2 separate regions of the Homo sapiens genome follow, and region 2 is linked to region 1. Evidence: read pairs that join two places in POLR2A ChIA-PET (ENCODE). Cell type or tissue: IMR-90. All regions are shown on one strand. Region 1 overlaps LOC105376234 (a long non-coding RNA gene). Region 2 overlaps PAPPA (pappalysin 1).

Region 1 (5,000 bases):
TCAACTTTCTACTGACAAATCTTAAATAAAAGTTTCTAATCTCAGTCTCACCCTCTAATTGGCTCTGTTTTCCCATCAGTCTTCATCATGGGTTCCTAACGTTGCTCTGAAGTCTGGATTTGAATTGGAGCCTGAAAAATCTCAACTCATTGTCCTTGCTTCTAAACCTCAGCTCTACAATTTCCTATTTTCTCTCATCAACATTTTTTTTGTTCATGGCTTTTTATTTTTACCTGATTAAGCCCTTCCTATGAATATATAAAAACACAGAAGTGTGAAATATTTCCTAGTTTCAGTTTACATCATTGTAAAGATTGTGGATCGCACGATTTTAGAGGGTGCCATTTATACTGCAATCTTTGTGAATGGTGCCCTCTGGAGTTGTATCTAAAAATGTCTCTGACCTTTTCTTATTTTTTCCATCTTCAGTACCAAATGCAAGCCACTGTACATTGTGGACACCAAGTAGATGCTGTTGACAGACTAATTTGGCCAAAAGTCAGGACCAAAACTTGTTAGAGAATGTCAAATGCCCATCCTAAATCTTATTCACTGGTTTCTGTGAACCACTTGCCATGTTTCCCATCTCATGTAGTTTGCTCCATTCTGAAAAGAATGTGTTTATATTACGTATTGTCAATTTATCTTTTACTTCCTTGTATAATCCTCCTATCGTGGAGGCACAAAGCTCAACAAAGACATGTGAGGCTAAATAGCAGTTATTTCCTGGTGGCTCTGCCCAGAGATTGGTCATGGTGGTTACTCAATCAGAAAATTGGGACATGAATTTTCTCTGCTGAGCACTTAGATAATATATTTACAGTAGTGATTGGCAGAGGGCTCTTAATCAGAATCCCTCAATGAGGAAACTAAGAAACAATCTCCAGGTCCTTTTGCCTAGCCCAGGACTTGGCATTAGGCAAGGACACTCCAAACATATGCTGAATGAGTGAGGTTGGAATTAACCTTCAAAATAGTATAAATGTCCTTGGGTAATTATCCCAAATCTAATGTGATTCGGTTAAAAAGATCTGGCAGGAAGACTAATCAGATAAATTACAATGGATAAGTCCCAACATTTTAAAGGGTTTCCATTTATACCCACATAGATCTTACAAACTTAGATTTGTGTCTTTTCATGACTGAGATTTTATGAATCGATATATGAATCGATACCACAAACATCTCAGAGGACCTGCAATGAAAATGTCATATCTGTTTGAACACTCGCTGTAACCAATTTTTGAGATACTTTGCATATTTATAAAATGTATTCTCAATAAGTGCACATTAACACATTATTAAGATAATGAAAACAGAGAGTATTTCTTTAATTTTTATTCTTTACATCTGTTAGTGTTCTTGGCAAAGATTCTGGCATATGATGGACATTCAATAACTCCAGGAGTTATTGAATGAATCAATGTGGAAAATATGTATTTCTCATTGCCAGTTGGAGCTCTTTGAAGCATTGCTGTAGCCCTCACAGAGCCTAGAATAGCCCTTGAGCCACTGCAGCTTTTCTGGCTATATTTGCAAGAAGGGAAGATATGGATATAATGGAAACCTAATAGGTAACAGTTACTGCAATTGAGTATTACATTAAATTAAGCTCTGAGCTTCCTAGAGGTCAAATAAGAAGGAACTGCACAATGGATTAAGTGGACCTTGTCTGCTAAAAACAACATAAAAAAGTGAGTGGACAAGTTTATATGGAGAGATGAAGAAAAGAAGTTCATACTAGAAAGCCTCCAAGATCTCGTCTAACAGTAATTTTCTAGGCTATCTCACTCTATGGTTTATAGTATGTCTATATCTATAATAGGGCCAACCTGAAGCAATCTTTTGATTTAGGATATTTCCCTTTATTTTCTACCCTCAGTTTTCTTAGACAGAATAGCCCCACTTCCTTTAGAAACTTCCAGAGTTTTTCAGTGTTGGTTAATCACCTGTCTGCATTTCAGTTATGCTCCCAGACTGGCCCCTCTATCCATCTTTCTTTCCCACTCCAAGTTCCTTCCTTCTTGCTTCCCTTGTTTTTTCTCTGCCTCTCCCTTAATCTTTTTACCAACATTTTTTTTGAGAATGAAATATGTTTAATTTGACTTATGCCAATTTTTCCAAGTTTATTTGAAATGGAAATTTGGTGTGTTTTTTTCTTTTTTTCTTTTTACATAGCATCACATGGAACTAGTCATCTGTGGAAAATTCTTGGGGAGTTGCTTCCTTGGGAAGGTGATTATGGACAGACTTGAGGACAGATAGAGCAAAGCCAGCTCAAAAACATTCAAGGATCTTCACCTGACCGTTCCCAGTGCTTCACCCTTGTTAGTCTTTAAACAAATCATGTCCAGTGACATCCCAATGACCTGAGCCACAGTCCTTGTCTTCATCCTTTTGTCATTGCAACATACTCCTGAAATCGCCACCTTCTACGTAATCTCTTTGCTCTGAGCTCTACTTACCATCTCTTTTCCAGCAGTCATTACATTTAAAAATCTTGTTTCTAAGGCCTGAGTCAGGTACCTCCACTTCATGAAGAATTCCACAGTCATTTTCATTCGTCATTCCTCCCATTCCTGCCCAGTGCCCCCAAGGGGAAATAATTTCACCTTTAGCAAGTGATTCAGCAGTATTTATTTCTGTATCTATTTTATTTTTTGAGACAGGGTCTCACTCTGTTGCCCAGACTGGAGTGCAGTGGCACAATCTCAGCTCACTGCAACCTCTGCCTCCCAGGCTGAAGTGATTCTCCTGCCTCAGTCTCTGGAGTGGCTAGAATTACAGGCACACGCCACTACTGCTGAGCTAATTTTTTGTGTTTTCAGTAGAGAGGGGTTTCACCATGTTGGTCAGACTGGTCTTGAATTCCTGACCTCAAATGATCCACTCGCCTCAGCCTCCCAAAGTGCTGGGATTACAGGCGTGAGTCACCATGCCTGGCCCTGTATGTATTTTGAATATTTCAGTGATACACATCAGTCTAGCTCCTTATATATAGTTAATTGTAAGTGGAAACTTGTCCAAAAACATGAGTGTTGGGTTGAAATCAATATTTTATATGTACTAGATTGGCCAGCCTCTTTGTACCCACCACTGTTCCCTTGTGCCCACCACTCAACAATTCCCTTTTTATAATATAAGCAAAGAATAGGATATTAATGCAAACGATGACAATAAACCAGTTTGGAAACTGCCTTAAACCATTTCTCAAGTTATTTTCTGCACATATGTATTCAATTCATATATAGGTGTTATGCTTTAAAAGTTTAACATATTCTGCTCTTACAGGTTACTTTGCACGTGATAGGAACGGCATGTATCATCCATCCATTTTATTTAACACCTGTGTGCTTCCAAAATAAAAAGATAGTTTTTCTTACTGAGTCCTGAGTTTACAGCCTAAAGTTATTATCTGAATATAAATTTATAGGGAGAAGTCTTCTGTGGAGAGTATATATCTACTTTTATTTAAAAATCTTTGCAGATTGAAAATGGCTTTTGTAATTTGTAGCTTGTGTTATTTGTTTACATTTACTTATTTTTTTCTAACTTTGGGAGGGGGGGTGTTTAAAATGAAGTCCTTAAAAAAACAAGTCTACAAACTGATTCCAACAAAAGGTATTTTGGTGAAAGTCTACTATAAAATTAACTTGAAAATATCTTAGAGAGAATAAAATTATCTCCTATAAATGGCATAAATATTTCTTTGGGATGCTTAGCTTATGACCCCAGAGAGATTTTAGAACAAGAGGGCACATTTTTCCTAGTTTTAAATAATAATAATAAAATTAGTTCTACTAAGTCTTTATTTTCCATTAGCATAATACTTCAAAGTTTACAAACTGTTGTCATTTGATCTTCCCAGTTAGCCTGAGGGGTTGGCATAAGAATAAAAACAGCTACCATTTACGAGAGGCACTGTTCTTAGAGACTTACATGTGGGGTGTCATGAATGCTCAAGCAGTCCCATGACATAAGTATTAGGGTGATGCAAAAGTAATAGCAGTTTTTGCCATTACTTTAAAAATACTATTGCTGTTGTCATTTTGCAGATTGGGAGCATGAGGTACTGCTAGTTTGGGATGAAGCTGAAGTATAAACCCAGGTTGTTTGCTCCATAGTTCATGTTCTTAACCAGTGCCCTAGACTCTCCTGTGACCACAGCTTGCATGAAGAAACACTGGCTAAAAGAGATTATATGTTGACCACTAACAAAACAGAGCACCCTTTTGATGAACAAAGCTAAACACCAAAAAGACAAATGAAGAAGAATGAATCTCTAACAATTCAGGGTTTTGGGGGCCTCTTATCCTGACTAAACGGATGTTCCACTATGGACGTAGCTCATCATATTTAAGGCCTTCTCAAAAGAAGGCCTTTCTAAGTGCAGGTATCCTTAGAAAGTCTATCTGTAGACCTATAAACAGGAAAGAAAAGCCTGGAAAACTCAAAGGACATGCCTAAGACCACTATGGTGTATTCCCCACTACACCTTTTCTGTGGCATTCTTTTCCAGGTTCTGACTTTCACCTAAATCTGTGTAGTCATAAGTCCTCATTCTGCCCCTGGATAGACTTCAGCCAGCCATGAGCCTGGTCCAACTCCAAATTTTCTCATCAGAAAAACAAGGAAAGCCAAACCCAGTAGGTTTTTAAGAATTAATAACATAAAAAATTGTAAGATATTGCTGTAAAAACATACACAGAGTAGCACTTTAAATTTTTCCAGAATCATGGTGGTATGCTATGTTCCATAGAAGATTTTCTATCTCAATAAACTATGTATCACATATCTCTATCTCTCTCTCTCTATTGCAACATTTCCTCTTAAACCTTTCACTTACAATCTTTCAGAATTGTACCTCTGCATTTCTAAGCAGAACAGACACTAAAATACAAATTCCCTCCCTATTTTCGAGATGTTTTCAGTCAAGGAATAGAGAAAGCTGCCTGCAAAAGACACTGGAGGCAGGTTACTAAGAGAATAACTGGAAAAAA
Region 2 (5,000 bases), 620 kb before region 1:
AGATCTAGCTCAAATGTTACCTCTCCAAAATGCCACCCCTAATAGCCTCAGGATGCTGTCTGCTGCCATAGCCTCTTGTATTTGATTTTGTGATAGCTCTTCAGGATTTTAAAATTCTCTCTTTAATTGTCTATCTCCTTCACTATACTGTGCGCATCATCCATTTCTGTATCCTAGATTGCTAGCAAAATGTCTCGTATTTGTGCAAAACTTTATCAAATATAGATTCCATAAATGTTTATTTAGTAAAACGATGGATGGATGGATGGATGGATGGATGGATGGATGGATGGATGACAGGCAAGAAGATATCATAGATGACTCAAGGAGAGCATAGTTACTATTTTCACTGGACTAACACCAATGTATTCCCAGAACTGGAACAGTATCTGGCATATAAGAGGTTCTCAGTGAAGCTTTGGTGAACAAGTGAGTGAATGATCACTTTGGACCCAGCATGGTGCAGAAAACAGGGGCTCAGGGGTCCCCAAACCCTTTCTTTATCTTGGATACCTCTGGATATTCAAGGTTGATAGTCCCAGAGTTTGTATGTCTTCTAAGCATAATTTTCAGCTCCAGACAAGGCACTATTAGAACAAAGCTAAAGAGGACAGGAGATGAGGGGCACCTGCAAGGGCAAAGGTGATAAACATCACTGGCAGGGCTCAGAGTCTGACAGGTGAGGGTCTCTTGGGTCTCACTGCTGAGTCCAAGGAGGGATTGAATTCCGCTGTCACACTGGTTGCCCAGACCGCCAACTCAGCAGAATGAGTGCCCAGGTAACTCAAGCTTTCTTTTCCCAAAATGCTGGATTGATCCAAAAAGACAGAAGTAAGCAACAGCCACAGGGCCTTGGCTTTGATTTTGCCATTCCTAATTGAAGCCTGAGAGAATGGGGTTCCTAAAGTCAAGTACAATGTCAAGTGCCCTCAGGAAATCCCTCAACAATGCAGAGAAAAAAATGTGTAACCTAGGGATTGTCTTGTGACACAGATCAGGGAATGGATCATAGGCAGGCAGCAGGAGAAAAGCACCAGCCTGGACGTTAGAAGAGCTGGGCTTACGTTTTGTCTTTGTGGTTATCATGCTGTGCAAACTTGGACATTCCATCCCCTCTCTGGCCCTCGTTTTCTACTCTATACACCAAGAAAATAGAGCTAGATCAAATTAAGAGCCTTCCCAGTTTTGGCATTCCATCAAATTTTAGATCCAGCCACTGCCTGGGTCTCTGTTTACCCATTTTAAAAATAAAAGATTAGTTGAGATTAGGTAAAAGAGTCTTTCTGGTTCTGGCATTCTAAGAGTTTCATCAGATACGACTTTTTCTAGGGCATGGTCTGATCCTTTTCACCTGCGTTTGCCTCAGTGGGCTCTGGATGAACCACAGAGATTTGGCCATCCACCTGGAAGGGATTTGGGGCCGCTTTTTCACTGCCAGCTGGGAAGAGCCACAAGGGGCAGAGTGATGTGCAGAAATGTCTTTGAGTTCCGTGGACAGCCCTCCCTTCAGGACACAGCTGATCTCCCAAGAACCATGCTCCTTGAGTCCTCCCAAGCTTGTCACTGACACACAGAGACAGATCTCTATAATTCCAAGCTGTAAGGAATGGCTCAACTGTGAAGTCATAGAATTTAAGGGTTATAAAGGCTCTTTCACTTCAGCTCAATGGTTAGGTCTAAGGCATTCATATTCCTTCTGGGATTGAGGCATGAGTAAATGACTAAGATGTGGGGCAGAAGGAATAGGTCTGCAAGTAAAGGTCATCAGTAAAATGGAAATTAAAAATAAAACCACCTCACCTGACTCTGTAAAGGTTAAATGTAACAATGTTGGTAAATTTCCAACATTAGCATATTCTAGATGGTAAATCATTATAGCCCCCTGCCCTTCCTTTCTTACAGATCCCATATTTTGTAGACCACAGGCTCTGGAGCCACAAAAGCCTGGCTTGGAACCCAACTCTGTTACCCATTCCCTATGCTTTTTAGTATGTTTCTTTATATCTCTGTGCCTCAATTCCATCATCTGTAAAATAAGGCTGCTAATCCCTGTCCAAGAAGTCTGCTAAATGGATATTTTCAACACTCAGTAGGTATGGCAAAGGATAGCCAACATTAATATAACAATAACAATAACAACAGCAGGATTATTTCCAGGGAACTGAGGAGTGCCTTCCTTGTGACTCACCTCACAGCCTTTGACACAGTGAATCAGAGCAGGGTGAGGATACCACTTGAGACCAGCAGTGCAGACAACTCTCTGTGGGAAGAGGGAGAGAAAGGTCAGATGGGCTTGGGATTGGGAGGGACCCACCTCCGTGTTGGCATTACATTTAACCACCTCACCTCTTCTGGGACCTTCCAATTCCTGACCTCACCCTGGCTTTTACATGGAGAACTTGCCCGGGTACTTGCAATAACAGGAGCCACAAGATTAAAATAATATTTGTGTTCACCGCATGTGTCATGGTTCTGTATTTCCCTGGCAGGAACAAGGGTTGAGGAGAAGCAGAACTGGAGGGTAGAGACACGATCAGAAAGGCCTTTCAGAAAATTCTCGACTAATATTCGACCCATTCGTGGAGTTGGGATAAGGTGGGGGGAGGAGGGGTGTGTGTGTGTGTGCGCATGTGTGTGTTTGCATGTGTGTGTGTGTATGTGTGCATACATGTGTGTGACTGCAGCAGGCGGATGGGAGAAAACTGTGGAGCAGCATTTCTCAAAGCATGAGCTGAAGACCACTTTCATCAGCATTGCCGTGGGAGTGTGTTTAATTAACGGCAGATTCCTCAGACCTGCTTTGGATTTAATGAATTGGACTCTCTGAGACCAGGCCCTGAGACTCTGCATTTTAGCAAGCCTTGCAGATGATTCCAATGCACACTACAGTCTGAGAGCACATGGGCTATTATGAACCAACCTATGGTTCAAATCCCTGGAAAGGCAGAGAACCCCTCTGCTGTCACCTGCTGCCGTGTCATACTGGTCTGCCCACAGTTCTCTGAGGTTGCCCACAGTGAATTCGTTCTTGCTCTTCCCCTTCCCTGAATGCCCTTCCCCATTTTGTCACTTTGAGAATCTTTTAAATGTCTGCTCAAAATTTATGTCTTCTTTGGCACTTTTCCTAGCCCCGTTAGGCAGAGCTTATAGGCACTTATTTATAGCCTCCTCTTTAAAAATAATAATTATGATGAAGATAATGACAACTAAAATATATTGAGTATATTCATTGTGCTAATTACTGTATGCATTATCTTATTTATTTCTTGCCATGATGATGTGAGGTGGGCATTAATCTTGTGTCATAAGAGAGTAAATTCCCCATGCTCCATAGCTGTTTGGTGGAGAAACCAGGATTTGAAAATAACCAGTTGTTTCAGAAATGATTTAATAAAGCTCATAACATAAAATCCAACATGATGATATTTTAAAAAGTGGGTGAAATAAGAAAGCTAAATAAGACTAGAAAGATAACATAGTATTAGGAATACAGTTACCATAAAAATTCTAGAAGCTTGGCCAGGCGTGGTGGCTCACGCCTGTAATCTCAGCACTTTGGGAGGCCGAGGCAGGTGGATCATGAGGTCAAAAGATCGAGACTATCCTGGCCAACATGGTGAAACCCCGTCTCTACTAAAAATACAAAAATTAGCTGGGTGTGGTGGCATATGCCTGTAGTCCCAGCTACTTGGGAGGCTGAGGGAGGAGAATCGCTTGAACCCGGGAGGCAGATGTTGCAGTGAGCTGACATCATACCACTGCACTCTAGCCTGGCGACAGAGCGAGACTCCGTCTCAAAAAAAAAAAAAAAAAATCCTGGAAGTTCCCTTTTCTATTCTCCATGGATGCCCCAGTTTTCATGCCAGATTACAATTATTTCTTTAAAGAATAAAATGAAATAAAATAAAATGGTACATGCTTAGATGTGTAGTGACAGGTAACTGTGAACAACCAACTATGGAAGTCCACATGATCAGAGGTTGTTCAACTGACTGAGAGGCCAGTTGATTAATTTTAATTAAAAAATGAAGAGTCACCTGGGCCAAAATGTGGAAAATCCATGTAAACAGCCTATTCTCTCCCTGAGGGCAGACCTATATGGTAGCCAAATTGTAATTAGGCCTCTTGGTGAGGCTGTGACAGAGGGAATCAGGTGACCCCAAGACTGGATTGGGTGCCTTTCTTCTCTGCTCCATAAAATCTCAGGTTCACATTAGATATGCCATGCCTTCAGGAATGCCTGACAGAGGGGATGCTAAATAAATATTTATTTTATAAAGGAACAGATTCTTCTCAAAATAGAGATGATTTTACCAGTGGACAATAATTTCTTTACTTGTCTTCCTGTCTTCTAGAGCATCAGAAGATCATCTAAGGTCAAGCACTAGACTTGTCCTCTAAACAAGTCTAGTTTAGAGGATCAGTTTAGTATAGGCTGAATGTAGCCACTATCAACCTTCAAGTAAATCAAAGACCTTGGAGAAAGAGCTTAACTTGATGATCTTCCAATCAGTCTTGCAATGTGAAATCTACTGTCTTGCATCTTACTGCTTCTATTGAAATTGTCTACCCATCCCCAGTACACGCATAAAGTGGTATATGGGAAAAGTCATGGGATATGATATGGGACAGATGTGGTTGCAATTCTGATTTGGAATTGCTTTGTACATTTCCACTATGAGATTTGGTTCTCTCATCCACAAGATAGGTACTGAAAACATCATAGACTTGTTGAGATGGTGCATTCATATAAATGCTGTGAAAATGGTAAACCTAGTACCAATTTCTTAAGTTTCTTGAGGGCAGATCCTGAGTTATAGACACTTCTGTATCCTTCCAGGGTGAAGCGTGGAGCACAGTGAAGAAATACATGAAGGAATGTGATACAAATACAAATGAGGGAATTTGGGTTGTTTCAGTATTCCTTTCTTTCAATTAAGCTACGTTCTTCCCCCTCTGCCTCCCAGCCATGGGGCTGGGTGAAGAGGATCACCTGCTTT

What was found. Peaks named below come from ENCODE experiments on the same cell type or tissue, not always from the same donor. Only the 100,000 strongest peaks of a DNase experiment are listed, where the experiment ranks them.
Region 2: POLR2A ChIA-PET joins it to region 1 with 17 read pairs; 1 of 35 experiments calls an interaction of 5 or more read pairs at or near these places.

Annotation. Positions count from the first base shown.
Region 1 is chr9:115,753,382-115,758,381 of GRCh38, reverse strand. The region is part of intron 2 of LOC105376234 (a long non-coding RNA gene); the gene reads right to left. Among named protein-coding and RNA genes, the nearest start is that of LINC00474, 170 kb to the left of the region's middle. In IMR-90, a CTCF peak has its summit at 373 (motif pointing left); a DNase peak (open chromatin) is centred at 2,861.
Region 2 is chr9:116,374,836-116,379,835 of GRCh38, reverse strand. It overlaps PAPPA (pappalysin 1), which reads right to left. Exons shown (of 22, transcript NM_002581.5): 20 at 2,189-2,260. Among named protein-coding and RNA genes, the nearest start is that of PAPPA-AS2, 14 kb to the right of the region's middle. In IMR-90, no CTCF peak of the experiment used is centred here; a DNase peak (open chromatin) is centred at 2,215; H3K27ac peaks cover 360 bases.